3 separate regions of the Homo sapiens genome follow, and regions 2 and 3 are each linked to region 1. Evidence: chromatin loops called from intact Hi-C (ENCODE). Cell type or tissue: PC-9. All regions are shown on one strand. Each heading gives the region's core, and the rest is flanking DNA. Links, peaks and the distances in the headings are about the cores only. Region 1 overlaps AFTPH (aftiphilin). Region 2 has its middle 26 kb from the start of LINC01800. Region 3 overlaps LINC02245 (long intergenic non-protein coding RNA 2245).

Region 1 (10,737 bases), core at 319-8,318:
CTCAGCTCAGAAGACCCAGTCTCAGCCTGTTGGGATACAGACAGCAGGTCCAAAAGCAGCAGCACTAGGGCTGGTTGCTGGTGTTATTATGCACGTACACAGGCAGGACGGAACTCTGGGTGAGGGAAATCTCAAATCCTATGGGTCCTGTAGATGAAGTAGATTTTGCTGCACTGGCCCCCGATATGGGAAATTAGCAGTTTGGTGCCTAACACAGACAAGAAAATGCCTGGTGACCCAGGTCTACTCAGCAGGTGAGCCACAGAAAATGCCAAATGAGCCTCAAATTGGGCACATGATTGCAATTCAAACTTTTTCTGGGATATTAAATATATTAAAGGAGTAGTTATACATATTATTCGCTTTAGACCAAAAATCATTTCAAGTTGTTCATTATAAAAAGCCTAATAATTCTCTTTTATGGTAAAGGATAGCTGGTATTCTTAGATGTGACACAAGGTATTTCTTTGACCTAAATGTTTCCTTTTTCCTTGGATGGGGTGCAGGAAGCCAGGAGGTAAAGCAAGAAAGGAAGGATAGCTACAGGCTTTTTTATTCCTAGGACTTTTCTGTTACCACTTTGAATCCAGACTGAAATAAAAAGATTTTATAGAATGAATGAAAAATCCAACGACTTTTAGGACTAAAGTTTTTCAAAAGGGAAAAAGCATCAGGCATATAGCAGATGAACCAAATACTGCATTCAGTACTAGGTTCTTAGAAGAATGGAATAGCAATCCAACATTTTTTTCTGATGAAAATCTACATTTTTAATTGCACTTAAATAGTGGCAAAACTATTATGTGGACGTTTGATGGGGAACTGGATATCTGCATCATTCCAAAGTAAAACCAGATACATGACAAGTGAAAACCTGGAACTGTATAATGGAAAAGGTCAGTTTCTCACCAATCGTCAATCTCAGCACCACTAACAATGGAGTCAACCAGATGTATGGATCTTCTGATGTGATATAACACCTAGGATGCATTCTAGCCAAAATATTTACCCTGAATTCAGCAAGCCTTTAGATATAATTTCCAATTTACAGGAAAATAGGGAGATAGAGAACACAGCAAATATTACTTGAAGGAAGCAAACAGACAAATCCAGAGCTTTTAGGACATTCTGTAGGACACCTATACTAATCTTTATATAAGCTACTGTTAATAAGAAAACAGAAGGAATGAGGAGATATGCTAGGTTAAAAGGGACTTAAGAGCCCCAACAGCCAGGTACAATAGTCTTCAATTGAATACTGGTTTGTACAAAGCTGAGAAAGGATAGTTGGAGAAATCTGAATATAGCCTAAGTAGATGAAATGAAAACTCACTGAAATGGACAGAGATCACTGACTAAGACTAGGTCAATTTTAGAGGTCAATTCACTATGACCTCTAAAATCTCATTTTTGGTGGAAACCCCCCCCCCCCCCCCATATATGTATTTGCATAGGAAAAGATCTGAAAGAATTACACTAAGGAATTATAGTGATCCTGAATGGTAAGAATGTGATACTTTCATTTTTAATTTTTTTTGGTCCGGATTTCCTAACTTTCTAAAAATATACTTTACTACTTCTATAATGATAAATGGTTATTTAAAACAACAGTGAATAAATGCGCACCTAAATGGACTTTCCCATTTGTGGAGTGCAGTTTGGGTGTAGGAACAGACAGCAAAAAATAAGTTTTTACCTAAGAAACAGTTGGTAAAGATTATTCTAGGGTTTTAAACAATTGCCTTATTTCAGAGGCAATATGAAATTATATTTTAAAATAAAAAGTTTACACAGTTCATAGTTTGTGCATTTATCTGTGGTCATTGTGCATGGGTGTGAGCTAGTCTTCTTAGAATATGGGAAGAAGCAAACACTTAAGGAGAATTTGAAAATAAAAAGTTATATCATGATCATTTCTCAAAGGCAGTGACCTAATTTTGATCTATTCCTCTCTAGTGAAGATTTATCCTTTTTATCAATGGAATATAATTGAGAATATAATTGAGAGTCCAGGAAAAAAACATGATCAATTGTTTTTTAATTTTTGTTTTTGACAAATGTGCCAAAACCTTTCAGTGGGGGAAATCATTTCAACAGTTTTCAGACAACTGGATATCCACCTGCACAAGAATGAATGTGGACTCCTACCTCATACCATATACAGAAATTAATTCAAAATGGATTAAAGACCTAAATGTAAGAGTTGAAATTATAAAACTCTTAGGAGAAAATCTAGGTATAAATCTTTGTGACCATGAATTGGGCAATGATTTCTTAGATATGATACCTAAATCACAAGAAAAATTAGATCTTATCAAAATTAAAAGCTTTTGTGTGTCAAAGAATACTATCAAGATAATGAAAAGACAACCTGCAGAATTGGAAAAGATATCTTCAAATCATTTCTCTGATAAAGGCTTAGTATCCAGAATATACTTAAAAATCTTACAACCTAACAATAAAAAGACAAATTATCCAATTAAAATATAGGCAAATGGCTGGGCACAGTGGCTCATGCCTGTAATCTCAATACTTTGGGAGGCTGAGGAGGGAGATCGCTTGAGCTCAAGAGTTCAAGACCGGCCTGGGGCAACATACTGAGACCTTGTCTCTACTAAAACAAAAACAAAAAAGGCAAAGGATCTGAACAGATATTTCTCCACAGAAGATATACAAATAGTCGATAAACACATGAAAAGATGCTCAACATGATTAGCTATCAGGGAAATGCAAACAAAAATGTCAATGAGATATCACTTCAAACCCACTGGGATGGCTATAACCAAAAAGACCAATAACAAGTGTTGGTAAGAATGTGGAGAACTTGGAATGTATATTACTGGTGGGAATGTAAAATGGTGCCATCACTTTGGAAAAGTTTGGCAGTTCCCCAAAGAAGTTAGAGTTCCTATAAGACCCAGAAATTCCACTCCTAACAGAGTTGGAAACATCTGTCCACACAAAAACGTATACACAAGTGTTCACAGCAGCAACACTACTCATAATAGTCAAAAAGTGAAAACAACCCAATTATCAACTGATTAATGGAAAAGCAAAATGTGCTATTTCCAATGAAATATTATGCAGCCAAAAAACAAATACGGATACATACTACAACATGAATGAACTTGAGAACAGAATGCTAAGCAAAACCGAGACACAAAAGGCTGCAGACTATAGAATTCCATCTATATGAAATAACCAGAAAAGACAAATCTGTAGAGACAGAAAGCAGATTAGTAGTTGCCAGGGCCTGGGGAACGAGAGGGATAAGGAGTGACTGCTAATGGGTACAGGGTTTCTTTTTGGGGTGATAAAAATGTTTTGGAATTAGATAGTGATGATGGTTGCACAACCTTGTGAATATACTAAAAACCAGTGAATTGAACACCTGAATGAATTATAAATTTTTATCTCAATAAAAAGGCCTAAAAAAGAATAAAATTTCTTTGACCTGCATAAACTTCAGTTACAGGTCTATGGCTACTAACTAGCTGTCACTAATTAGTAGTGATTTAGAATAGGAAGTAATTTTCCTCCATATTAGGAAAGTTAGGCAAGAAGATGGAACTATTTTAAAACTAAGAACTTGCACTTCTTTAAAAAACTCAAAGTGAGAAGTCACTTTCACAACTTGTGTTCCAAAAGAGAAGAGCACATATAAATTCCCTGAGACACTCAAAGGCACTTAGTAAAGAGTACTGGATATTGTTTGGTCCATGTCAAATTTCTTCTACCTTGACCACTGTTTAACTCCTTCTTACCCTATAGTCTATCAAAATGCCTTTTCACTTTATCTTCTGCTTATTGGCAATAGCCAAGAAGATTTTGCTGAGCTTTATTTTTTGCAGTTTACTTTATTCAAGAGAAAAATGAAAGAAAACCTAAAAATAAGATACTAAAAATGCTTTCTGAAATTATGCTACCAGCCTGTCTCTGCTCTGTACGATTGAGAATCACTCGTTGGGACATTTTACAGTATTTTAAGACTTGCGGGCATTTGTATTTTTTTACCATTTTCAAATGACATTTCTCAAAACAGAAAATACAAAGTTGGCAACCTGTTCTCTCCAATTTATTTTGTTTTAAATATGATGCTGGACAGGTCCTAGCGAGTAACTCAATACAGAATTAGCAGACATTAACTCCAGGATACATTATTAGTTCATTCCCTATTAGTATAGAACAAGAGAAAAAATGAAAATAGCTTCTTAAAGTGATAGGGCTTGGAAGAGTTCTCTAGATTCAGCATGTTTCAAGGATGAGTTAACGAATTAGGAGAACAAGTTAAGGTGGTTTAGAGCTCCTCCTAATGGCACGAAATGAATTCTCATCATTGGGATTTTCAAAACTTCTATAGTTCTTTGGTCAGTGAGACTGCAGGGGAAACAAAGGAAGGAAAGAGTAGAACTGTCCCAGAAAGGGTTGTCCTAAAAATAGCAGGGGGAAACCCAAACAATAAAAGCATCCTTTTTGGTTTTTAAGTCAAATGTGTGTTAGCTTTTAGTTAACATATACAAATTTCTCATCCATTTTTTTCTATGAGAGGAGTTTCGATTTGAAGAAGTGATTTATTTGGAAAGAAAAAAATTTAAAAAAAGCCACATAGCCACATTTACAAGTAGGTTCATTGAAGAGGAGGCTTTGGCAATGCCAGGTGGCATACTGCAAAGACATGGGGCTATGAGAACAATGGAGAGAACTGGCAGACAAACAAGGATTTACATGCTACAAAGCCATTCTAGGGAAAAGTTAAGGGTAGTCTAATGTATAATAATGTATTTCATAATTATAAATATTAAAGGCAATAAGAAAAATCTGGGGGAATAAAAGCACACAAAGTTTAAAAGACAATATGATAATTCAAGCTAAAGTTAAGAGAGAGAAACATTTATTATTCACAATAAAAAAGGCTTTTTTAAATGGATGTCTTTCTATAGAAGAATCTATTTAAAATATAAACCTGAATTTAACATGTGATTGGGATGTATTTATTCAGGAGAAAGAGCTATAACACTTCTTTTAAAGTAGGCAACTAATAGGTAAATAGTTCCACTTTAAAATGCTGATGCATCACAGATTTGAGACAGCAGAGCTGGCGTGTCAATCAACCAGTATTTGCTTTTGCACTAGTGATTTCCTGGTTCAGAATAGTATCTTCCTGTTAGAAACTGGCTTAGTCTTATGGTTAACAATAACTCAAAGCAATGGATTGTACTAGCCTAATCATATGAAACTAAAGATTCTCTGAATCGCAAACACATGGCCCGAGTGACATTCCGTGCCTTTAGTTCCAACACAGGGAGATGGTAATTGCTCTTCAATAGGCCATGCCTCTGAAGGGGCTTCTAGAAAGCCTGGTAAAGTAAGGCTTTACCTCCCAAATCAGAGGTGCATGTCAATGAAAATTCCAAGAACCATCTTAGCCTGCAAGTAAAAAGATCAGCCTAGGTGACTCCAGGATTACAAAACTGGGTTCTCAAAGATGATCTTCTCAGTAATTATGAAGAGAAAGGGAGAGTGTTTCTATAATGGCTTTATGATCACAATACTTAATCAGAATTAGTCTCTACAAAGTGAGGTGGGGGGGCAGGGGGTGGGGGAAGAAAACCACATCTGTCAGCCTTGGCCAATCTCTTATGAAATAATCCTGTTCTAATAAAGTTCATAATTAAACATAATTTGATAATATTTTCTGGACTTGGGCATCGACTGACTTTTATAAAGCAAGTTGTGATATAATATATTGAAATGCTGTCAACTGACATGCTTTTTCCTTTGGGTCGTTTTATCTCAGAATTCAAAATGTGGGTATAATTGACACTATTTATTTACCTGGTAGATGTGCTTGTCTTCTCTACTGTAGACATGAGTCTTGCAAATGCATCAGTCACTTTGAGGCTTGAGGTGGAGATTTCCAGCTTAGAAGTTGTTAACTCATACAACTCCGGATCCACACCTTATAGTATAAAATGATAGTCAGTGATGGCAGGCTGCAATGGGTTACCCAGTTAGCCACAATCCAAGATGCAAAAGGCAATATTCTGTAAACATCTGAGTGTTTTACAAACAGAACATATCTTTAGAACACTGCAATACTGCATTTATTTTTTACAGTATAAACTCCACTTTTTGGAGTTTTTATAAAACAGGAAAAGACTTTTCAAATTCCATTTTGGAACGAATATATCCTTAAGCTAGCATTTATGCAGCAGATGCTACCCAAATACTTCTAAAATTTCTATCTGCTATAGAAAACTCCCCCAATTTGGATTAGGATGTGATATAAAATTATCAATGTTTTATAAATAGAATGCACATGATGTGACACCCCATTTTTCAATTAACTAATCTCATTTTAAAAATTTTCCTGTTTCCTCACCTCCTTATTTTTTCTCTATTTTCTTCCACAGAAAAAGATTTAGAAGCTACCACAAAGTCTCAAACATGGTAAATGATCTGGTTAGTTTAAATATATCATGACTGGCCAGGCGCGGTGGCTCACGCCTGTAATCCCAGCACTTTGGGAGGCCGAGGCGGGCAGATCACAAAGTCAGGAGATCAAGACCGTCCTGGCTAAAACGGTGAAACCCCGTCTCTACTAAAAATACAAAAAATTAGCCGGGCATGGTGGTGGGCGCCTGTAGTCCCAGCTACTCAGGAGGCTGGGGCAGGAGAATGGCATGAACCCGGAAGGCGGAGCTTGCAGTGAGCCGAGATCACGCCACTGCACTCCAGCCTGGGTGACAGAACAAGACTGCGTCTCAAAAAAAAAAAAAAAAAAAAATCATGACTAAGGACTAATCATAAACATATACCACATAGCTCTTTCTTCAGGTTAGAGGTGGGGAGGGTAAAAGATTTTCAGAAAAGGTGAGTAAAAGTACTACTTTTGAACAAAATGAAAATTCTTGTCTACAGGGTTAATTTCTGTAGTCTCATGTCTGAATCTGGTAGTCATTAGTTCAAATATCTTGTTAGAGTAATTCAAAAGGAAGCTCAGAGGGTTAGATTTATTGCAAAAATTGATTTAAAAAATCTCCCCCATCTGACTGCATTAAAATACATATAACTTTGTGTATTTCTCATGTAATACAGATTTATAGCAATGATGACAACAATAACATTAAAAAGAACAGTTTAAATATTTTAAACTTAAGTTACACTTTGAATAATATTCAGAGTAAAAAAAAAAATTTTTAATCCTACACTCTCCTGGTACCAGCAAATAACTTGAGAAAAAAAGTTCATGAGTTGCCGGGCGTTAACAGCAAAGCAAAATTCTAAGGAAGAATGTCTTAGAGCTTCTGAAATTTTTACTTATTATTTCTTTAAAAAAATGCCCTGTAAGATCAGCAGATCAAGTTATATATAAATAACATATATAAATGCATATATTTAGATTAACAAGTTTTTTTCCTTTTAAGATACTTAACATATTAAAAAATTAAAAAATCAGAAACTGACTTCTATTAACCAACTTTACAGAAGTAAACACAGATCTCAGATGTTTACAGAAATCAGACAAGCAAAAGCGACTTCCACAGTTACGAAGTCTAACAAGGGAGGAAGGCTATAGAAAATGTATATTGACTCTCCCAAGTTCTCAGTATTTCATTAAGGTACGGTTTCAAAATATACTTTAAAAGGACTTTCCTTTGTGTTCCTGTAATAAGAATATGGGTTGCAATTAAAATGTAAAAAATTGTATATGTCTGTAAAGGGACTACATGAGCCCAAAGTACCTCCCTCTCTAAAGGCTAGATTCCAGCAACCACAAAATTTAAGTTGCTGTCTAGTGTATAAGGCAGAATAAATAACTGCATTCTGACTGGCAATAGGTAAGTGCTAGTAAAAACTTAGTTGGGTTTATAAAATACTGGCCACTTGACTGTCAAACAGTAAAGAGGCAGATTAAAAAAAAAGACAACAAAATCACACCCCCAAATAACTACCACCACACCAAAACCCCCCCCAAAACTATGATTAGATTTTTCAAAAACAAGACAACTATTTAATAATTGGAGAGTAATTTTTTTAATGGAAGGTCTTTTTTTTTTTTTTAACAGAGCCTTAATGAGGCATGGTTTAGTTACATAACTAAAGCTAGCCAACCAAGTTCTATGCCAACCTCCTAAGTCTCACACACAAAATAATTAAATAACCGCAAGCTAAGACGAAATGACTTTCCCAGAAACAAGTCAGAAAAAATGCAAGCAAGTGATGAAATGGAATACTAAGGAAGGTGTTGATACCTGTAGCTTGATGGTAACTTTTAACAAAACCCAATAGCAATAAAAAGAAGCCAAAGCAAATATATAGTAATCAAATTTATATAGCATCTAGAGCATATTAATGAAAATATTGAACAAAAATATTTAAAAGGCTCCAAAGTAATGAGAACTGCATTTGACCATGCTGATTTCACTTCCATTACAGCTCTAAGCTTCTGAAACCGCTTGCTCTTCTCGCAGCTGTGTACACTGAGCCTGATTATCAGGTCATTTCTGTACTTCTTTATATAGCCACGTTATTTGTGCTCCTATGAATGGTTTTTAAATGAGTTTGAAATGTAACCAAAAATTAAATTTAAACCAGGTTTTTAGGGATCCAAAAGAAAAACAGTGACCTCATTCAAATTATAATACAGTTTATGACAAAACAAAGCTGAGAGCAAATTTAAAATGGGAGCTTAATAATTCTTGGGAATACAGTAACAAAAAGATATACATGTTTTTGGTTGTCCCTCCTACCCCCCCGTAAGTATTCTAAAATGTCAGACAATTAGCTCACCCAGGTCACTGCACAGATCAAATGTAAATTTAGAAGTAATTTAAGTAAATAGTACAATATCATTTTGAAGTCAAAACCAGACAGATTGGTTTTTTATATGCTTGCAAAATCTTGAAAACAGTAAGAATAACCAGGGGCTTGGATTTGAGGAATCCAGTCATTCTATACCAAATGACCTTGGAACTTCCCTGCAGCAGAATCAGATTTGCATAACCAGATCTCAAGAAGGGCATCCTAGGTCCCAGGTTCACTCTGAGCTGACTGTTAGTCTCCCCCATCCACAGCCCATCATGGCTGCTCAACTGTTGGAAGTGGGTGGTAGCACTATCTAGTGGAATAGCACAAAACCAGTGAATTCTCAGGAACCAGGCTAGTTGTGAATCTGGCCACTAGTGGGGACAGAAAGGGACTCTCACTATGCATTCTGGGCATGGGCATCTCTACGGCACCCCAACAGCTGTCTGGTGATCAATGGACATGATTACCAGATCACCTGTTGGGATGACAGTTATTAATATTGAATAAAATGTAAACATAAAAATGCCATTATAATTTTAATCTTTTATTCAGTTAGAAAGTGACAAAGTACATTAGTCCTTTGGTCAATGAACTGAACTTTTGCAGGGCTGAACATTAACAGGCACTCCAGTAAGTTTTAATCTCTAGCTTTTAGTATCTCATAGCAATTATTTTCTACTATTAACTTTTGTAACATTTTTTTTCCCATGGAAAACTAACAGTATACTTTCTATTTAAGAGCTACATAAAAACAGAAATAGTTCTATGTGGGACTATATACTTAGTGCTAGACTCCAACATTTTGGAACCCAATTATATATTTAGCAGCACTAATAAACAACTAATTGAATGCTGGAATTTGTAAAGGTTATATTATTACAGGCACTACAATGTAAAGTCATCTTTGTATACTAAAATATTCTATCTATCTCTAAACTTGTATTTTTTTCAAATGGCTTTATAGAATATGCTTTTAAAAATAAGCATATAAAATATCACATTTTCCACTTAGAGGAAAAAAAAACCAACAGCCCTGCCTTTAACTGTCTAAGGACATTAGGGATGTTTTATTCCTAGAAACTACTTTCAGCTTTGAATATTAGAAAGTTTTCCTTGAAATACATAAGTCATTTTTTTGTAATCAGATACTAGAAAATAACAACAGATGAAAGAAAAGTATTAAAAAGACATTATAGAGAATACAATCTACTTGTTTCCTTGTTTATAGGAAAGTCAAGTGATGTGGTCATGCTTTTAGTAAATAAACTGGAATTGTGGTTTTAACACTCTGCTGACCTGGGATTGTGGTGCTGCTGCTAGAGCTACTGTCATCCACGGGCCCAAAGAAATCAAGGTTCAGAAGAGTGGAACCTCCACTAGCTTGAAATTCAGTGACCGTGTTGGTAGGCAGCCACACAGAAGGTAAGCCAAGGGAGGAGGGGTTATGTGTAAAAAGGGGTAAGACACACACTTGAACATGCAGGTTATAATTAGTAATCATTACACATTTTAAAAATCAACATTAAAACAATGTGTACAGTATTAGCTTTTCATTACTAAGGACATTTCTAAAATAACAATTTAATTCAATGTACATTTTCTCATGTACAATGTAAAGAATGTAACACTTAGTAAGGTTTTAGGAGTTCAGTTGCTTCAATCAAAACTGGAAGCCATACCAGAAAGACCGAAAGGAATGCGTACCCGTTAAAGGGAAACAATACTTTAATCTCAACCCAACATTAAAAATCACTGTACATGCCCAAATCAATCTTTCATGTTAGTAATATTGGTTTCTAATTAATGCTTTTTAAAAAGTGACAAAGTTGTCAGTTTCAGGACACGCACCAATGTGTTAACTTAGTTTAAAATAAAATAACATAATAAAGAATGTCATAACTACCCTACCCTGATGTGCAACCTCAA
Region 2 (10,737 bases), core at 1,750-9,749, 300 kb before region 1:
TTGAGATACGTCCCATCAATATCTAATTTATTGAGAGTTTTTAGCATGAAGGGCTGTTGAATTTTGTTGAAGGTCTTTTCTGCATCTATTGAGATAATCATGTGATTTTTGTCTTTGGTTCTGTTTATATGCTGGATTATGTTTATTGATTTGCATATGTTGAACCAGCCTTGCATCCCAGGGATGAAGCCCACTTGATCATGGTGGATAAGCTTTTTGATGTGCTGCTGGATTCGGTTTGCCAGTATTTTATTGAGGATTTTTGCATCGATGTTCATCAGGGATATTGGTCTAAAATTCTCTTTTGTTGTTGTGTCTCTGCCAGGCTTTGGTATCAGGATGATGCTGGCCTCATAAAATGAGTTAGGGAGGATTCCTTCTTTTTCTATTGATTGGAATAGTTTCAGAAGGAATGGTACCAGCTCCTGTTTGTACCTCTGGTAGAATTCAGCTGTGAATCCATCTGGTCCTGCACTTTTTTTGGTTGGTAGGCTATTAATTATTGCCTCAATTTCAGAGCCTGTTATTGGTCTATGCAGGGATTCAACTTCCTCCTGGTTTAGGCTTGGGAGGGTGTATGTGCCAGGAATTTATCCATTTCTTCTAGATTTTCTAGTTTATTTGCGTAGAGGTGTTTATCGTATTCTCTGATGATAGTTTGTATTTCTGTGGGATTGGTGGCGATATCCCCTTTATCATTTTTTATTGCATCTATTTGATTCTTCTCTCTTCTTCCTAATTAGTCTTGCTAGTGGTCTATCAATTTTGTTGATCTTTTTAAAAAACCAGCTTCTGGATTCATTGATTTTTTTTTTTTTTGAAGGGTTTTTTGTGTCTGTATCTCCTTTGGTTCTGCTCTGATCTTAGTTATTTCTTGCCTTCTGCTAGCTTTTGAATGTGTTTGCTCTTGCTTCTCTAGTTCTTTTCATTGTGATGTTAGGGTGTCAATTTTAGATCTTTCCTGCTTTCTCTTGTGGGCATTTAGTGCTATAAATTTCCCTCTACACACTGCTTTAAATGTGTCCCAGAGATTCTGGTATGTTGTGTCTTTGTTCTCATTGGTTTCAAAGAACATCTTTATTCTGCCTTCATTTCATTAGGTACCCAGTAGTCATTCAGGAGCAGGTTGTTCAGTTTCCATGTAGTTGAGCGGTTTTGAGTGAGTTTCTTAATCCTGAGTTGTAGTTTGATAGCACTATGGTCTGAGAGACAGTGTTCTATATTTTCTGTTCTTTTACATTTGCTGAGGAGTGCTTTACTTCCAACTATGTGGTCAATTTTGGAATAAGTGTGATGTGCTGAGAGAAATGTATATTCTGTTGATTTGGGGTGGAGAGTTCTATAGATGTCTATTAGGTCTGCTTGGTGCAAAGCTGAGTTCAATTCCTGGATATCCTTGTTAACTTTCTGTCTCGTTGATCTGTCTAATGTCGACAGTGGGGTGTTAAAGTCTCCCATTATTATGTGGGAGTCTAAGTCTCTTTGTAGGTCTCTAAGAACTTGCTTTATGAATCTGGGTGCTCCTGCATTGGGTGCATTTATATTTAGGATAGTTAGCTCTTCTTGTTGAATTGATCCCTTTACCATTATGTAACAGCCTTCTTTGTCTCTTCTGATCTTTGTTGGTTTAAAGTCTGTTTTATCAGAGACTAGGATTGCAACCCCTGCTTTTTTTTGTTTTCCATTTGCTTGGTAGATCTTCCTGCATCCCTTTATTTTGAGCCTATGTGTGTCTCTGCACGTGAGATGGGTCGCCTGAACACAGCACACTGATGGGTCTTGACTCTTTATCCAATTTACCAGTCTGCATCTTTTAATTGGAGCATTTAGCTCATTTACATTTAAGGTTAATATTTTTATGTGTGAATTTGATCCTGTCATTATGATGTTAGCTGGTTATTTTGCTCATTAGTTGATGCAGTTTCTTCCTAGCATCGATGGTCTTTACAATTTGGCATGTTTTTGCAGTGGCTGGCACCGGTTGTTCCTTTCCATATTTAGTGCTTCCTTCAGGAGCTCTTGTAAGGCAGGCCTGATGGTGACAAAATCTCTCAGCATTTGTTTGTCTGTAAAGATTTTATTTTTCCTTCACTTATGAAGCTTAGTTTGGCTGGATATGAAATTCTGGGTTGAACCTTCTTTTCTCTAAGAATGTTGAATATTGGCCCCCACTCTCTTCTGGCTTGTAGAGTTTCTGCTGAGAGATCCGCTGTTAGTCCAATGGGCTTCCCTTTGGGGGTAACCCAACCTTTCACTCTGGCTGCCCTAACATTTTTTCCTTCATTTCAACTTTGGTGAATCTGATAATTATGTGTCTTGGAGTTGCTCTTCTTGAGGAGTATCTTTATGGCATTCTCTGTATTTCCTGAATTTGAATGTTGGCATGCCTTGCTAGGTTGGGGAAGTTCTCCTGGATAATATCCTGCAGAGTGTTTTCCAACTTGGTTCCATTCTCCCCGTCACTTTCAGGTACACCAATCAGACGTTGATTTGGTCTTTTCACATAGTCCCATATTTCTTGGAGGCTTTGTTTGTTTGTTTTTACTCTTTTTTCTCTAAACTTCCCTTCTAACTTCATTTCATTCATTTGATCTTCAGTCACTGATACCCTTTCTTCCAGTTGATCGAATCAGCTACTGAAGCTTGTGTATGCGTCACGTAGTTCTTGTGTCATGGTTTTCAGCTCCATCAGGTCATTTAAGGTCTTCTCTACACTGTTTATTCTAGTTAGCCATTCATCTAATCTTTTTTCAAGGTTTTTAGCTTCTTTGTGATGGGTTCCGACATCCTCCTCTAGCTCAGAGAAGTTTATTACCAATACTCTGAAGCCTTCTGTCAACTCGTCAAAGTCCTTCTCCATCCAGCTTTGTTCTGTTGCTGGTGAGGAGATGTGTTCCTTTGGAGGAGGAGAGGTGCTCTGGTTTTTAGAATTTTCAGCTATTCTGCTCTGGTTTCTCCCCATCTTTGTGGTTTTATCTACCTTTGGTCTTTGATGGTGATGTACAGATGGGGTTTTGGTGTGGATGTCCTTTCTGTTTGTTAGTTTTCCTTCTAACAGTCAGGACCCTCAGCTGCAGGTCTGTTGAAGTTTGCTGGAGGTCCACTCCAGACCCTGTTTGCCTGGGTATCACCAGCGGAGGCTGTAGAACAGCAAATATTGCAGAACAGCAAATGTTGCTGTCTGACTGTTCCTCTGGAAGCTTCATCTCAGAGGGACACCCGGCCATATGAGGTGTCAGTTGGCCCCTACTGGGAGGTGTCTCCCAGTTAGGCTACTCAGGAGTCAGGGACCCACTCAAGGCGGCAGTCTGTCCGTTCTCACATCTCAGAGTCCGTGCTGGGAGTCTTTGAAGACTACTCTCTTCAAAGCTGTCAGACAAGGACGTTTAAGGCTGCAGAAATTTCTGCTGCCTTTTGTTCAGCTATGCCCTGCCCCCAGAGGTGGGGTCTACAGAGGCAGACAGGCCTCCTTGAGCTGCAGTGGGATCCACCCAGTTCAAGCTTCCTGGCTGCTTTGTTTACCTACTCAAGCCTCAGCAATGGTGGGCGCCCCTCTCCCAGCCTCGCTGCTGCCTTGCAGTTCGATCTCAGACTGCTGTGCTAGCAATGAGTGAGGGTCCATGGGCGTGGGACCCTCTGAGCCAGGTGCAGGATATAATCTCCTGGTGTGCCGTTTGCTAAGACCATTGGAAAAGCACAGTATTAGGGTAGGAGTGACCGATTTTCCAGGTGCCGTCTGTCACAGCTTCCCTTGGCTAGGAAAGGGAATTCCCTGACCTCTTGTGCTTCCTGGGTGAGGCGATGCCTCGCCCTGCTTTGGCTCACGCTCCGTGGGCTGTGCCCACTGTCCTGCACCCACTGTCTGACAAACTCCAGTGAGATGAACCTGGTACCTCAGTTAGAAATGCAGAAATCACCTGTCTTCTCTGTCCCTCATGCTGGGAGCTATAGACTGGAGCTGTTCCTATTGGGCCATCTTGGAACCTCATGGAAACTCTTATTATTAACTGAGCCAGGCCAAGGGATAGGAATAGCTCTGGCTAAGCGGTGGCCAAGGATGTGGGCAGAAGACAACCCTCCAGGGTTGGCAATCAACCAGGCCCCCATACTCATAGAATTTAAGCCTGGGGCCCAGCCAGTCAGGCAAAATCAGTACCCGGTCCCCAGAGAAGTTCTTGAAGGTATCCAGGTCCATCTCAAGTGCCTGAGGGCCTTTGGAATTATAGTTCCTTGTCAGTCTCCATGGAACACTCCCCTCCTGCCTGTTCCCAAGTCAGGGACCAAGGACTACAGGCCAGTGCAGGACTTGTGCTTGGTCAGTCAAGCTACAGTGACTTTGCACCCAATGGTACCTAACCCATACACATTGTTGGGGTTACTGCCAGCTGAGGACAGCTGGTTCACCTGCCTGGACCTGAAGGACACTTTCTTTAGCATGAGACTAGACCCTGAGCGCCAGAAACTGTTTGCCTTTCAGTGGGAGGATCTGTGGTCAGGTGTCACCACTCAGTACACTTGAACCCAGCTTCCCCAAGGGTTCAAGAACTCCCCCACCATCTTCAGGGAGGCATTGGCTCGAGACTTCCAAAAGTTCCCCGCTAGAGACCTAGGTTGCGTGTTGCTCCAGTACATTGATGACCTCCTGCTGGGACACCCCACAGCAGTCGGGCGCACCAAGGGAATGGATACCGTGCTCCAGCACCTGGAGGACTGTGGGTATAAGGTGTCCAAGAAGAAAGCTCAGATCTGCCAACAGCAGGTATGTTACTTGGGATTTACTATCCGACAGGGAGAGTGCAGCCTGGGATCAAAAAGAAAGCAGGTCATTTGCAACCTACCGGAGCCTGAGACCAGAAAGCAGTTGAGAGAATTCTTAGGAGCTGTGGGGTTCTGCAGGTTATGGATCCCAAACTTTGCAGTACTGGCCAAGCCTCTGTATGAAGTCACAAAGGGGGATAACAAAGAGTCTTTTGAATGGGAGTCCCAACAGCAACGAGCTTTTCATGAGTTAAAAGAGAAACTCATTTCAGCCCCAGCCCTGGGGCTGCCTGACCTGACAAAGCCATTTACACTATATGTGTCAGAGAGAGAAAAAATGGCAGTTGGAATTTTAACCCAGACGGTGGGGCCCTGGCCAAGACTGGTAGCCTACCTCTCCAAACAACTAGATGGAGTTTTTAAAGATTGGCCCCCGTGTTTGAGGGCCTTGGCAGCAACTGCCCTGCTAGCACAAGAAGTGGATAAACTAACTCTTGGGCAAAACCTGAACATAAAGGCCTCCCATGCTGTGGTGACTTTAATGAATACCAAAGGGCATCATTGGCTCATGAATGCTAGACTAACTAGGTACCAAAACTTACTCTGTGAAAAGCCCTGCATAACTATTGAAGTTTGCAACACCTTGAACCCCGCCACCTTACTCCCGGTACCAGAGAGCCCAGTTGAACAGAACTGTGTAGAGGTATTGGACACAGTTTATTCTAGCAGGCTGGACCTCCAAGACCATACTTGGGCATCAGTAGACTGGGAGCTGTATGTGGACAGGAGCAGCTTTGTCAACCCACAAGGAGAGAGGTGTGCGTGATATGCAGTGGTAACCCTGGACGCTGTCATTGAAGCCAAATCATTGCCCCAGGGTACTTCAGCCCAGAAGGCCGAACTCATTGCTTTAATTTGGGCCTTAGAGCTAAGTGAAGGTAAGACTGTAAATATTTATACTGGCTCTCGGTATGCCTTCTTAACCCTCCAAGTGCATGGGGCTTTATATAAAGGAAAAGTCCTGTTGAACTCTGGGGGAAAAGACATATATCAGCAAGAGATCCTGCAGTTATTGAGGCAGTATGGAAGCTCCAAAAGGTGGCAGTCATGCACTGCAAAGAACACCAGTGAACTTCCACCTTGATTGCATTGGGCAACTCCTGAGCTGACTCAGAGGCTCGAAAATCAGCATCCACCCCCTACCGGGCATCAGTCACAGTCCCCCTGCTCCCTCAGGTACCTGACCTTGTACTTACTTAATCTAAAGAAGAGAAGGACCTTCTCCAGGCAGAGGGAGGGCAGGTGATAGAAGAGGGATGGATCCAGTTGTTGGATGGAAGAATAGCCATGCCATAACTGCGAGGAGCCGCAGTCGTACTGGCTGTGCAGGAGACCACCCACCTAGGTCAAGATCACTTGAAAAGTTGTTGGGCCAGTACTTCTACATCTCGCATCTGTCAGCCCTTGCCAGAAATAGTGGTGCAGCAGTGTGTTGCCTGCCGGCAGCGCAGTGCTGAGCAAGGTCCAACCATCCCACCCGGCATACGAGCTTCTGGAGCAGCTCCCTTTGAAGATTTCCAAGTAGACTTTACTGAGATGCCCAAATGTGGAGGTAACAAGAAATTGCTAGTTCTAGTGTGTACATACTCTGGGTGGGTAGAGGCCTATCCAACACGGACTGAGAAAGCTCGTGAAGTAACCCGTGTGCTTCTCTGAGATCTCATCCCTAAGTTTGGGCTGCCCTTACGAATCAGCTTGGACAACGGGCTGGCATTTGTGGCTGACTCGGTACAGAAGACAGCAAAGGTGATTGGGTGTGGATCAAGGATTGGAACATAGCCCCGTTGCGGCCACAGTGGAAAGGACCCCAGACCGTTGTCTTGACCACCCCCACAGCCATAAAAGTAGAGGAAATCCCAGCCTGGATCCACCACAGTCACATAAAGCCCGCAGCACCTGAGACCTGGGAGGGGAAACCAAGCCCAGACAACCCATGCAAGGTGACTTTGAAGAAGATGACAAGCCCTGCCCCAATCACACCCGGAAGCTGACGGGTCCACGCATGGCCAAAGCATGAGGAAACTCATCGTGGGACTCATTTTCCTTAAATTTCGGACTTGTGCAGTAAGGACTTCAACTGACCTTCCTCAGACTGAGGACTGTTCAAGTTACTGAGTAGGGCAAAAAGTTAAAACAGTCTTTCTGTTTTATAGTTATTATGAATGTACTGGACTCTAAAAGGGACTTGTGTGTATAATGCCACCCAGTACAAGGAATGCATCCCAGGAAGTGACCAACCTGATGTGTGCTATAACCCGTTAGAACTACTTGATCTCCGTTGGAAAACAGGAGAGTATGTAACTCTAGGAATCGATGGAACTGGACTGGCAGGAAGACCTGGGTTGTGAACATGACAGTGAGAACTCTCACTAGTGAATGAGGTTCTCAAAGGGGGAAATGAGGAGCGAGGCCATTTCTCTTACTGTCTCCTGTCTCTGAAGAGAAGGAGGAAGTAAAAAGTTGAAAAACAACAGGAATGAAGTCAGTGGCAAGGCCAGCCAGTGCCACTGATGACCAGGCCTGAGGTTAAAAGGTTAACCCCCCACTCTAACCACATCTGCTCTTAATCTATCACAACCGTTTCATGTGGAACCCCTTAGAGTTGTAAGCCCTTAAAAGGGCCAGGAACTCTGGCTTTGGCGAGCTCGGTTCTTGAGACATGAGTCTGCCGAAGCTCCCGGCTGTTGAGACGTGAGTCTGCCGAGGCTCCCGGCCAAATAAAGCCAAATCCTTCCTTCACCCAGTGTCTGAGGGGTTTTGTCAGTGGTTCGTCCTGCTACAATAATATTACAAATAGGCACGTTATTGTGAATAATCTTCTTAACCAGCAACATTTATAACAGGACTACTCTCTGCCAGGCCCTGTGTTCAGTGTTCCACGCACACTATCCGCCCCCTGCCAAGGCCTCTCAATAGCCTTCCAATGTGGGAAGTAGGTACCTTTATTTCATCACTGATTGTCACACACATCATTATTTTATATACTGTTAAAAAAGGAAAATAAAGTCAATTAATTGACACAAAGTATTTCTTAGCCCTTAGAATTTTTATTTTACAGTTCTGAAAGAGCTCTTTTAGATTTCCTTCAACAGAGATGGTTACTGCATACCACTCTTGTGCATAGATAATAGGGAAAATACAAGTGAAATGAACAGGTGAAGATACTCCCCAAACTTCCTCTGATCTAGGGCCCACTCTTGGGATCACCATGGCCCAGTCCTTGAGATCCGAGTTTTACCCACAGTGCTGTCCTTTGTGGCAAGAGTGTTGGTACGGTGGCATTGCCTCAAAGAGGCTCCACTCTTGTCTCTGGGGTTCTCTATCTGGCAGCTGACATCCCATCTGCGAGTTCTAATGTGTATGTCCAGGTGAGAATGACTACATTCACAACTCCTGCCAGCCCCACAAACACCTTAAAACACATCTCTATTTCAGAGATGTTAAGATGTGAAAAGGGTATATCTTAGAGTCCTTGAAATAAATTAGCAGTCACTTAAATTATTCCCATTTTAGAGATGAGGCTTAGGAAACTTTAATAACTTGCCCTTTAATAAGTTCATCCTCGCTAACAATTGGCAGAACCAGGATTGAACCCAATCCACCTGAGTCCCTCTGACAGTGTCCTCGGTGAGGAGGAGGTCTCCAGGCCAGGGCCCAGTGGTGAGAACAGAAGAAGCAGAACCACAAACTGTCTTATGCTGGCCTAACATAGAGAACCTCCATGGTTTATCACAAACAGCAAAGGCAAAAGAATGCCTATTTTCCTAGTTACAAGACAGATTTCACCACAATGCAATACTACTTACTACTTCACCACAATGCGATTCATACCCTTAGGATGGCTATAATTAAAAAAAAAAAAAAAAAGAAAAAGGACATTGTCAACTGCGGGTAGGGATATAGAGAGATTGGAGCCCTCATACATTGCTTTTGGGAATGGGAAATGGTGCAGCTGTGTGGAAAACAGCTTGGCAGCTCCTCAAATGGTTAAACATCGAGTTATGAGCCCAGCAATTCTACCCCTAGGTACCTGAGAGAATAAAAAACCTACGTTCACACAAACTCTTGCAATGAATGTTTATAGTCATATAATAGGTAGCTAAAATGTGGAATCAACAGATGAATGAATAAACCAAATGTGTTTCCAGGCAACAATCTATCTTTTCTCTATTGCAGAGGCTAAAGCAACTAACTCCATCTTGGATGCTAATCTGCCATTTTGACTTCTGATAAACCCATTTGGGGAATGCCTCTAAGATTTCTACTTTACTACTTACTGTAAATCCTGCTCTTAGGCAAATTCCTTTTGAGGCATGGATATCTTTTCCCTATGGTATATAAGCCCTGGGCCTGGGGGGTAATGGTGTGGGGATTCACTGTCTCGTACCACCAGGAACATGGCTTCCATTCCTATATCCCTATTAAATGTTTACTTCTGAGAAGCTGGATTGCCAGCCTCTTTCTCTGGCCTCTCAACTCCCTTGGCCTTTGGAGGCAGGTTTGCATAGACCTAATCACTGCAGAATAGCCATAAAAATGAATGAAGTACTGATGCATGCTATACCAGGGATGAATCTTGAAAACATTGTAAGTGAAGCCAGACACAAAAGACCAGGTATTGTATGGTTCTATGTATATGAGATGTCCAGAATTGGCAATTCTGTAGAGATAGGAAGAAGATTAGTGGTTGCCAAAGGCTGGGTAGGTGGGAATGAGGACTGAATACTTGCTATGATCTGAATGTGTGTGTCCCTCCAAAATTCATATGTTGAAACTGAATATGTTGAAAGTGAATACCCAGTGTATTAAGAAGTGGTACCTTTGAGGAAGTGATGAAGTTATAAGCACTCCATCCCAATAAGGGAGACTATTGTTCTTATAAAAGAGGTCAAGGCCAGGCCTGGTGGCTCACACCTGTAATCCCAGCATTTTGGGAGGCCGAAGCAGGCAGATTGCTTGAGCCCAGGAGTTTGAGGCCAGTCTGGGCAACATGGTGAAACCCTGTCTCTACAAAAATTACAAAAAGTTAGGTGACAGCCGGGCACGGTGGCTCATGCCTGTAATCCCAGCACTTTGGGAGGCTAAGGCAGGTGGATCACTGGACGTCAGGAGTTCGAGACCAGCCTGGCCAACAGGGTGAAACCCTGTCTCCACTAATAATACAAAAATTAGCCAGGGGTGGTGGCACATGCCTGTAATCCTAGCTACTCGGGAGGCTGACACAGGAGGATCGCTTGAACCCAGGAGACAGAGGTTGTAGTGAGCGGAGATCATGCCATTGCACTCCAGCCTGAGCAACAAAGGGAGGCTCTGTCTCAAAACAAAACAAAACAAACAAACAAACAAAAGTTAGCTGAGAGTGGCGGCACATGCCTATAGTCCCAGCTACTCAGGAGGCTGAGGTGGGAGGATCAGCTGAACCCAGGAGGTTGAGGCTGTAGTGAATTGTGATTGTGTTGCTGTACTCCAACCTGGGCAACAGAGTGAGACCCTGTCTCAACAACAATAAAAAAGAGATCAAAGGGAATGCCTTAGTCCCTTTTCCCCTTTCACTTTTATGCCATGTGAGGACACACAAGAGCACCTATCTTGGAAGCAAAGATGGAGCCCTCACCAGACACCAAATCTGCTGGCTTTGATCTTAGAGCTCTCAGCCTCCAGAGCTATGAAAAATAAATATCTGGGCCAGTGGCAGTGACTCGCACCTATAATCCCAGCGCTTTGGGAGGCTGAGACAGGTGGATGACCTGAGGTTGGAAGTTCGAGACCAGCCTGACCAACATGAAGAAACCCCGTCTCTACTAAAAATATAAAATTAGCTGGGCATGGTGGCTTATGCCTATATCCTAGCTACTCGGGAGGCTGAGGCAGGAGAATTGCTTGAACCTGGGAGGCAGAGGTTGCAGTGAGCCGAAATCA
Region 3 (10,737 bases), core at 1,791-9,790, 330 kb before region 1:
TGCTGAGCCTGGCACATCCTGATTGGGCCACATACTCTTTTTAAAAGAATAGCAAAGCTCACGACTCATGGCCAGGCAGTATATGATCAGTGCCATACATGCAGAGGCCCTAGTGCCTGAGGAACTCAGAGGAGGACACAGGCTTGTTCTTAGGACACTCTCTCTGGTCATGACTGTTCCAATCAGCCTGTATCAACCAGTGGGGGTCCCATCTGAGTTGTCCACCCTCCCTCTGAAATGTCCAACACCCCCATCAGAATCATCCAGACCTCTGCTGTTTCCTATTTCTAGGGGGAAGTGACTCTGCTTTGGACTGGTGGCATCAGGCAAAAAGAGTGCTCTCCGCAGGTTTGGTGCCACAAGTGGGACTAAGCAGGGTTTTGAGGGTCTTAATCACCCTTCTCAGGACACAGCAAGAGTTATGAATTAAGAGTCTGGAGGGAAGTGGGGACCTTAACTTGGGAATAACCCTAGCTCCTGGCCCTGTAGCCACTTTTCCTGTCCACATGGGGTTTCAGGCTGACAAGTCCCCTGACATGGCCCAAGGGGGACTTAAGAGGTTCCTAAGAGTGCTGAGGGTGTCACCATGGGTGGGGTGTTAAAGGAACTTCCTCTGGAGTGATGTCCTTCTCTTGAACTAGGAGTATCTAATTTGGTCCAGGTGAGCTTTTCAGTTTAGGGTAGTGAAGGGCGGTCCCTGGATCAGAAGCGTCAGCATCACCTGGGAGCTTGTTTGGAATGCAAATTATTCAGGCCAGACCTCCCACTGAATTGAAAATTCTGAGACTATGGCCAAGCAATCAAGCCTCCCCAGGTGACTGTGAGGTAGGCTCAAGTTTGAGAAACTTTAGAAATCGACTCCTTAAAAAATCCCAGCCAGAAACGGCGGGTCATACCTGTAATCCCAGCACTTTGGGAGACTGACATGGGAGGATCCCTTGAGCCCAGGAGTTTGAGACCAGCCTGGGCAACATAGGGAGACTCCCATCTCTACCAAAAATAAAAAATTAGCCGAGCATGGTGGCACATGCCTGTGGCCCCTGTTACTCAGGAGGCTGAGACGGGAGGATTGCTTGAGCCAGGGAGGTCGAGGCTGCAGTGAGCTGTGATTGCACCACTGCACTCCAGCCTGAGAACAGAGCAAGACCCTGTTTCAAAACATTAAAAATCCTCTCTCTGTCTCTCCTTCTCACACCCACACCTCCCACAGGCTCCCCACCCCGACTCCCCGCCCACACACACACCCATATACTTGGCCAGCAAAGGGCTGTAGTTTGAACATGTGGTTCAAGGAACACAAGTCGTTGCACAGCTGATACAGAAAATCCGAAACTTCCCTGCCCCCAGCCCTCCATCAGGAGTCTCCGGCTTCCACGACCACTTTCACACAGCCCTTATTGAACTCTTGGTTCGACCCTTACTTTTGCATTCCAACTGGATACAAAGCTGAGGACTGTTTTCCTATTATCTGCCAGATGAATGCTTGGATCGGTGTCCAGGCTGCCCGGTCGTGCTTAGTAATCGGAAACAGAGACAGCGGAAATCTCAAATTCTGGTTTCCTGCCGGGGAGCCAGCTCCAAGTCTGCGGGAGAGGAAAGGACGTTGTGACACAGCGCCACCCTGTGGCAGAAAGGAGAAGAGCCGCTCTTGGCCTGTTGTCTGCATTGGATCTCAAGGCCTGGGGTTGTCAGAAACCTGAAACCTTGCAGAACCCCAAAATAACAAAACTGTCATTTAAAGAGCACTTACTGTGTGTTAGGGAGGCACTGTGATAATTGTCTTATATTGTTATGGCCTCAGAGTTTCCCATGAGATGGATACTATTTTCTGAATAAGGAAACTGGAGCCCAGAAGGGTTAAGAAATTTGCCTAAGTTCACACAGCCAAGAAGTAGCCAGGCTACACATCCGCTGAGTGTGGTCACAGAGGCCACAATTTTTTTTTTTTTTTTTTTTTGAGACAAGGTCTCACTCTGTTGCCCAGGCTGGAGTGCAGTGGCACGATCTTGGCTCACTGCATCCTTGACCTTCCAGGCTCAAGTGATCCTCCTGCCTCAGCCTCCCAAGTAGCTGGGACCACAGGCATGCACTACCATGCCCGGCTAATTTTGTTTATGTTTTTGTAAAGACAAGGTCTCCCTATGTTGCCCAGGCTGGTCTCTAACTCCTGGGCTCGAGTGATCCTCCAGCCTCGGCCTCCCAAAGTGCTGGGATTGCAGGCATGAGCCACTGCATCCGGCCGAGGACACACATCTAACCACCACTCTGTCCTTCCAGTCACCTGCTCAGCAGAGAACATTCCCTATAGCAGGGCTTCTCAAACTCACACCTGCAGGAGGCACTGGGGAATCTTGTTAAAATCCAGATTCTGATTCGGCTGATCTGGGGTAGGGCCCAAGAGTCTACGTTTCTTTTCTTTTCTTTCTTTCTTTTCTTTTTTTTTTTTGAGACGGAGTTTCACTCTTATTGCCCTGGCTGGAGTGCAATGGCACAGTCTCAGCTCACTGCAACCTCCGCCTCCTGAATTCAAGCGATTCTCTTGCCTCAGCCTTCCGAGTAGCTGAGACTACAGGCACCTGCCACCACGCCTGGCTAATTTTTGTATTTTTAGTAAAGACGGGGTTTCACCATGTTGACCAAGCTGGTCTTGAAGTCCTGACCTCAGGTGATCAGCCTGCCTTGGCCTCCCAAAGTGCTGGGATTACAGGCGTGAGCCACTGTGCCCAGTCTGAGCCCAGTCTACATTTCTAAGGGCTCCTAGGTAATGTGGTGCTGCTGGTTCGTGGACCACACTTGGAGAGGTGAGGCCCTAGAGCAGCTGTCCAGTAGAACTTTCTGTGATGGTGGAAGTGCTCTAACTCTGCGCTGTGTCATACATCGCCACTGGCTGCAGGTGCTATGGAGCACCTGAAACATGGCTACTGCAACAGAGAAATACATTTTAATTTTAGTTCATTTAAATTAATTTGAATTTAGCCACATGCACATAGTGGCCTCCATACTGGATAGTGCAACATCCATCATGAGTGGGGGCTCAGGCTTGTCATTCAAGAGCCAAAATACCATGGTAGGTTAAAGCAAGACTATATAGGGTAACAAATTTTTGGAGTCATTAGAGATAGTATATTCAACACTGCTGTTTTACATATAAGGAAACTGGCCAGAGAGGCAAAGTGACTTGTTGCAGAGCCACAGAGCTGTTCCTGGCAGAGGGAAGGCTTCAGGTTCAAGGACAGCATTCTCCCTACCATGCCACATTTTGTTCTAGGCCCACTGACCTTCAAAAGAAAAATGTACATTTCCAATTTTGGGAAATCCAAGCTGGGTGTGGTGACATGTGCCTGTAGTTCCAGGTGCCCAAAAAGCTGAGCTGGGAGGATCATTTGAGCCTGGGAGGTTGAGGCTGCAATGAGCCGTGATTGCACCACTGCACTCCAGCTTGGGCGACAGAAGGAGACCTTGTCTCTAAAAAAAAATAATAATAAAAAAAAATAAAAGAAAGAAAATCCTCTATAAACAAAATGTAGCTGTTGGTAATAGTCAAATGCTATTTATTACTTTATACAACGTTTGAGGCAGTTAACCAGGTTTAAATGTTATCCAATTTCCTGAGGGAATTAACTGATTTTTGGCTACATTTGCAAGACCTGCATCACACGAAAAGAATCATCCCTTTTTATGGGATGTTTTGCAACACGAAGTTCTCTGGCAAAACCAAATTAAGACCAACCCCTGTTCAGGCCTCCCTGGTGTGTAGCTGGTGTCTTACCACATGGACTTCAGTGGGTACAGGTGTGCAAAGCAGTGATGGTACTCAGACAGACAACTGAACAGGTTGTTCTGTATCACACTGGAATGAAGGATTTACTTGATCTTTGAAAACATTTTTTTTCTGGTTGTAAGGCAATATATGTACATTATATAGAACTTGAAAATTGCGGGGAAAATACTGTGTTAGTTATTTGTTGTTGTGTAACAGGTTATCTCCAAAACCCAGCAGCTTAAAATATCAAACATCTGTTATCTCACTATCACTGAGAGCAGCTCAGCCAGGTGGTTCTTTTCTTCCTCTTTTATGGTCTCGTCTGAAATATGCTGGGTAGTTCTGACTCAGGGAGTCTCAAGAGGTTGCAGTCCAGATGTTGTCAGGGCTATTCTCATGTGAAGCCTTGGCAGGTTGCAGGATCTGCTGCTTTTTCAGCGTTGTGATCATAGCTCACTGCTGCCTTGAACTCCTGGGCTCAAGTAATTCTCTAGCCTCAGCCTCCCAACTAGCTGGGACTACAGATGGATTGCATCAGTGGCCTGCTAGGGTCTGGTTCTAAGCTCACTCATGTGGCTGTTGGCAGGAGGCCATGGCTGGGCCCCTCTATAGTGCTTCTCAGGACAAAATTTCCCTTAAGAATAAATGATGTGAGAGAAAGAGCAAGAGAGACAGTGTCCAAGATGGAAACTACAGCCCTTTATATAGCCTCAGTGGGGAGTGACGAACCTTCACTTCTGCTGTATTCTATAGGTCACCCAAACTCGCCCTGTTACAGAGTGGGAGAGGGCCACACAAAGGTCATGAGTACCAGAGGTGGGGTCGAAAATAAAACTCACCTGCAACCTCACTCTCCATAAACAATCACCGTGACATTATGAGGTGATTCCATATACATCTATTTACATGTACAGATTTTTTTCTGACTCTTACTTCATATGTTATTGTCCATATTTCCCCTCTATCTCCCTTTTCAGATGGAAATCCAGCTTTATTTAACCTCCTTTCCCTGAGGAAGAGGTACATTCAATGTTTATTATTATTATTATTACTTTGAGACAAAGACTTGCTCTGTCGCCCAGGCTGGAGTGCAGTGGTGTGATCTCGGCTCACTGCAACCTCCGCCTCCCGGGTTTAAGCAATTTTCGTGCTTCAGCCTCCTGAGTAGCTGGGACTATGAGCACGCATCACCACACCCGGCTAATTTTTGAAATTTTTTTTTTTTTTTTAGTAGAGACGGGGTTTCACCAGGTTGTCCAGGCTGGTTTCTGGTTTCCATGTTGCTGGTATCCCCTTATTCGATTATTTCAGCAAGGCTGATGTACTTCTTCCTCTTGAAAAACTTAAACTCATTCAAGAGTATGTGTTCTGAGGGGCAGGTGGGAGAGAAGGAAGAAGGCAGAAAGGAGAGGTGAGAATGGGGGGTGGGTGGTGTGGCAAGACTTCCGGGGTGACGCTGCAGAGGGTGCCTCTGAGGAATCGAGTCTCCGGGCCCACCAAGATTGATTCGTGTACCCCAGCCAGATGGGGGGCTTCCACGGACTGTGTGGAGTGGAAGAAGGCTGTATCCATGGACTCAAAAATCACAGGAGAATGCCAGTGTTTTGCAGCTATGGACGAGAGACCCCAGCACAACCATGGCAGTGGGAAACCCTAAAAATAACTGGGGACAAATTTTTATCAGGATGAATGAGAGCTCAGAGGCAGGACTAAGTTGATTAAAAGGAAATAAAGGAATCAAATATGTCTTGCCCATATAGTTTGTGGACTTATTCATACCTGCTACACACACACACACACACACACACACACACACACACACAACATTCTTTTCAAACTGTCATTTGTAGTCTTATTTTTGTATCTACCTTTTTTTCACTTCGTTTATGTAATGGACATGATGTAATGTCATTATCTGTACTTCCCAACCGTGTCCACAAAGTATTTTGTCATTTAGATTGCCACACATCACAATACGTCTGGCTTCACCTTCTGGGAGCAAGAAGCCAGGTTGCATTCCTTTTACTACCTAGAGATCCCACGCCCTGTGAACATCTCTGGAGAAACCTTCTCTTCCCTCCCAGGGAGCCCTTGGCCTTCATACTCCTAAGTCCTCATCCCCAGATACCTGCTCAGCCCAGCAGGCCAGCCAGTGCTGGGAACTCTCACCTGGGGGCCGGAGAATAGGGACACTGCTCCTCCCTCAGGAGTCTGGGGCTTCCTGGCTGCCACCAGGTGTCACCAGCAGCTTGGCAGGTGGGTGCATTTCCTGTCCCCAGCCACAGCAGAGACTCAGGCTCTTTCCTTCACCCTAGAATGGAGCTATTGGTTACCATGTGCAAGTTTTGTAAGAATGAAAGGATAAAGAAAAAAAAAGATGAAAATTATTGCAGCAATCATTGAGGCTGGCCACTGCATATTCTTATTCTGCCCCCCTGGAAGCATGGTGAAATCGTACTTCCCCGCCTTCTGAATCAGTGTTGGAGGCCAAAGAAAAGCGAGTGGAAGTGACACAGGTCACTTCCCAGTGGCAGGCTCACCAACCAATTTGCAATTTGCCACATTTTCCTTCTTCCTGCCACTACTGCTGTCCCGGTTCCAGACGGCGCCACTCCATCCGCTAGGCTCCCTGAGTAAGGAGGACATGGAGGACAGTCCCTAGCCACCCCAAGAAGGGCATGTAGGATGGATACAAAATAAATCTTTGTGGTTCTAAGCACTGAGATTTTGGCGTCGTTTGTTACCACAGCATAACTTAACCTGCCAAGATTGGTTAAACTTCTTTTTTTCAAAGAGACAGGGTCTCACTTTGTTGCCCAGGGTGGTCTCAAACTCCTACGCTCAAAGGATCCACCTGCCTTCTCCTCCCAAAGTTCTGGGATTACAGGCGTGAGCTACCATGCCTGGCTTATTAAACTTTTTAATAAAAGGATGAACCTACTCATGATCATAGAAACTTAACAGAAGGAAGGAAGGTGTGCAGGCCATTGGGATCATTTTAGGGTTCTTCCTCTTTCCTCATTCACTAAGAGGACGGCTTCAATGCCTGAACACTGCACAGAACACTTGCCTTTCCACTCTTTTAGGATCCAGCTACTTATTTTCAGGCCATCTCTGCAGGCCTCCATCCTGCTGTATCCTGAAGGAGATCTGGATTCCCATTCTGTCAGGTAACCATTACACAACTTGGGGTTTTCATAAGCAAGATGGCAGACAGAGCTCCAGGAAAGCTGCTCAGAAAATGCCATGGGCAACATAAAGAAGATGAAATTCTCGGCAAGGTGCACATTGAAACTTTTCTCCTGTAGTGCATTGGGAATAAAGGCAGGGTGGACCCATCCATCAGGCACAGCTGGGGCAGAGCCCAGAGTTCATGATAATTTTAGTGGCTCATGAAAATGCTTCAATTTTTTTTTAACTAGAAGACAATGTTTTAATATATAATGTTAATACAGACATACCGTAGGGGAGAAAGATTTCTCACTCATCACAAGGTTCGAGGCTGAGGCACCTATAATAAAAGACAGATTAACAAGAGAAAAGCACACAAATTTATTTAATACAAATTTTATGTGGGCTGGGCAAGGTGGCTCACGCCTGCAGTCCCAGCACTTTGGGAGGCCAAGGCAGAAGGATCACTTGAGCCCAGGAGTTCAAGGCAAGCCAGGTAACATAGCCAGACCTTGTCTCTACTAAAAATTTTAAAAATTGGCCAGGTGCAGTGGTGCACACCTGTAGTCCCAGCTACTTTGGAGGCTGAGGTTGGAGGATCACTTGAGCCAAGGAGGTTGAGGCTGCAGTGAGTTATGATTGTGTCACTGCACTCCAGCCTGGGTGACAGAGTGAGACTCTCTCTCTCTCAAAAAGAAAAAAAAAAAGAAGATAGAAAAAGAAAATTATATAACATGGGAACACTCAGAAATGAAGGCCCAAAGAAACAGAAAAAACTGTGTATTTTATAGACAGCCATGCAGAAGTATGATTGGAGGATAAAAAACTATGATCTAATGATATTAAACTGGAAAGTACTTAGCAAGTCCTGTTTAGATTCTTTTTTGTGTTCCTGTGTCTTCAGAGAAAAGGAAATTCCTTTCCTTGGGTGTAGGAAGGACATCTCTGGAATGAAGATTTTCTTCGGAGGAAGGTCAGATAATTCTCTTAAGGCCCTCTTCAGGGGAGCAGAGTGAGGAGAAGGTGAGAGTGGCCTCCCTGCTTCTGCTGTTTTCTCAAATGCCAACGTGCTATATTTGTGGATACTATGTCTTGAACTCTGTCAGTATCAACTTAGTAATATAGTTCTTAGTACTATTTATAGAAGAAAGGGATGATGAAGGCAAAAATGGAGACCCACAAAAGTCATACTCTGGCCCTGGAGAAAGAGTTTAAGAGTTTCACAACCAATACACATGTGGGTTACAATGTGGTTCTTGGAAATGAGTATAGACATGGCATTGCTGTGACCTATCATGTCTTTTCCTTTATGAGTCTGTCAAAATTTCCCATGACAAACTAGCTCTATGTTGCTTCTTTAAGGTTAACTTAGGACACCAGAAGGCCATAACTGCTGGGGGAGGAGTCATGGGTCAAAACAGTGTGCATGGATATAGCAGATTGTGAGACAGCATAGGGACAGGACTCAGCCCTCACTGGAATGAGGCCCCCACTCCCACACCTGTCAATTAGCAGACTTTGCACCACCATCACTCTAACGCATCCCCGCTGACCTTGCGATCTTGAAGAATCTAAGATAAGCAGCATCCACCCTAAATCTTACTCAAGGGAGTTAATCCTACAGCCTGCATGCACATAAGATCCGAAGAATGATATTTGCCCCTTGCCTCATTATAATACTAAAATCCCTGCCCAGAGGAGGGCTTATCTGCTATTTTCTGCTCACACAACAGTATGTGTTGGCATGATTCCTTACCATGCCTGCACACCCTGTACTCCACCCCGCACATGTAGTGAGGCTCACCTACCTCATGAATTATGCATGTCACCCTCCTTAAGACACCGAAATGCACTCCCCTCAGTGGGGCCAGCCAAGAACTCTTGCTTGTGGGCTAGTTTCCTTGTGTTGGAGCACAAGCGCCCATAAAGTCTTGTCTGGGAAACTTGTTTGGCCTCCTGTCAATTGCTATTGCATGGGTGCCTAAGAACCTGTGGTCGGTAACAATTCCTCTAGCTTGCTTCCCATGCTTGTATTTTCCCTTCCTTCTTCCCAGCAGCCTCTGACTTCTGAGAGGAGTCCAGTAGGTTCCAGGGAAGCCAATTCCATACCTGGTTCCATGGGTGGGGTGTGGCCCTAGGCTCAGCCCATTAACCCTGCCCACAATGAGGTTCTGTGGGTGGTCACCATTCCAGTCCAGCTAGAGTGAGTCTTAGAACCACGGACAGGAATGCTGGGTGTGAACATCCTTTCCTAGATGGCAGGCTGTGCAAAGGGGAATCTGCGTTCCTACCCAATTTGCTGCTATGATCAAAGTCAAAGGAAATCTCAGAGAAACTGAACCGGAGTCTTGATCAAACCACACCTGAATGCTACCATTAGATCTTTTGAATTACATAAGCCTGTAATTTCCCTTTTCCTGTTAAAGCCCATTTGGATTGGGTTTTATGTTAGTTTCAACAACCTTACTGGAACTAAATGTATTCTTATTATCTCCACTTTATAAATTAAGAACAGAGGGGCGAAGTCACTTGCCCAAAGCTGCAGAGCAAATTCGTATATCGTATAGAAGCCAGGATTTGATCCCTCGCAGTGTGACTCAGAAATTATCCAGATTTATCTCTCTCTCTCTTTTTTTTTCTTTTTTTTGAGATGGAATTTTGCTCTTGTTGCCCAGGCTGGAGTGTAATGGTGCAACCTCGGCCCACTGCAACCTCCGCCTCCTGGATTCATGCGATTCTCCTGCCTCAGCCTCCTGAGTAGTTGGTATTACAGGCACTCACCACCCCGCCTAGCTAATTTTTTGTATTTTTAGTAGAAACGGGGTTTCACCATGTTAGCCAGGCTGGTTTCGATCTCCTGACCTCAGGTGATCCGCCCGCCTCGGCCTCCCAAAGTGCTGGGATTATAGGCATGAGCTGCCACAACTGGACCCCAGATTTATCTTAACGTGTGCTTTGCATTGATCTAAAAGGCTATGTTTTCAAAGATTTCATAAGTTTCATCCGCAATGCTCCAAGCGTGGGTTACCTAATAAACAGCATAAGTATGAACAGATCTAAGTAGAGAAAAATCAATGCACACAAGAATTTTGTTGGCCAGGTGCAGTGGCTCACACCTGTAATCCCAGCACTTTGGAAGGCCCAGGCGGGCAGATCACTTGAGGTCAGGAGTTCAAGACCAGCCTGGGCAACATGGTGATACCTCATCTCTACTCAAAATACAAAAAAATTAGCTGGGTATAGTGGCAGGCACCTGTAATCCCAGTTACTTAGGAGGCTGAGACAGGAGAATCGCTTGAACCCGGGTGGCGGAGGTTGCAGTGAGCCGAGATCATGCCATTGCACTCCAGCCTGGGTGACAGAGCAAGACTCTGACTCAAAAAAAAAAAAAAAAAAAAAGAATTTCGTCCTTCTGTGTATATGTCTTCTTTAAGGAGCTACCCCATTCTGGGAAAGCACGGTTGGTACCATGTGAAAAGGTGCCCCCATCACCACATTTACAAAGCATGAGATCAGGAATTTAAAAGGCACCTTCACTGCCTCCCATCTGCCTCCCCCACACTTGTCTGATCCCCTCTTCCTACCACGTGTGTCCTCTCCTTCCTTCAGTTTCACACACGATCCAATTCTCTCAGCCCCCAGCATGGGTTGCCTCCTGGTTGTGCCTCCTTGACTCAGCCCATCCCTGGACAACAACAGCTCCTTCCATGGCTTTACTTAGCTCCCTGGACCTCGCCTTCCAGGTCTTCTTAAGCAGCTCAACCCACCCCTAGTCCCACCTTCAAGGAATGAACTTGTATAAT

What was found. A loop is a pair of places that touch in the nucleus more often than their neighbours do. Peaks named below come from ENCODE experiments on the same cell type or tissue, not always from the same donor. Only the 100,000 strongest peaks of a DNase experiment are listed, where the experiment ranks them.
Region 2: a loop joins it to region 1, with 5 times the contacts of the local background. A loop is called at or near these places in 50 of 110 quality-filtered maps.
Region 3: it touches region 1 in a loop (14-fold over the local background); 4 of 110 quality-filtered maps call a loop at or near these places.

Annotation. Positions count from the first base shown.
Region 1 is chr2:64,580,644-64,591,380 of GRCh38, reverse strand. It overlaps AFTPH (aftiphilin), which reads right to left. Exons shown (of 10, transcript NM_203437.4): 8 at 10,108-10,191; 9 at 5,836-5,959. LOC105374773 (a long non-coding RNA gene) reads left to right here. Exons shown (of 7, transcript XR_007086343.1): 4 at 10,040-10,233. Among named protein-coding and RNA genes, the nearest start is that of LINC02579, 21 kb to the left of the region's middle. RefSeq lists an enhancer at 8,904-8,963. In PC-9, for the core only: CTCF peaks have their summits at 4,117 and 4,316; a DNase peak (open chromatin) is centred at 4,260.
Region 2 is chr2:64,884,274-64,895,010 of GRCh38, reverse strand. No RefSeq gene overlaps it. Among named protein-coding and RNA genes, the nearest start is that of LINC01800, 26 kb to the right of the region's middle. In PC-9, for the core only: a CTCF peak has its summit at 5,876 (motif pointing right); a DNase peak (open chromatin) is centred at 5,910.
Region 3 is chr2:64,908,697-64,919,433 of GRCh38, reverse strand. All of the region lies in intron 1 of LINC02245 (long intergenic non-protein coding RNA 2245), which reads left to right. Among named protein-coding and RNA genes, the nearest start is that of LINC02245, 18 kb to the left of the region's middle. RefSeq lists enhancers at 1,250-1,329, 2,340-2,389, 2,760-2,949, 3,863-3,942, 7,989-8,038. In PC-9, for the core only: a CTCF peak has its summit at 5,993 (motif pointing right); a DNase peak (open chromatin) is centred at 5,753.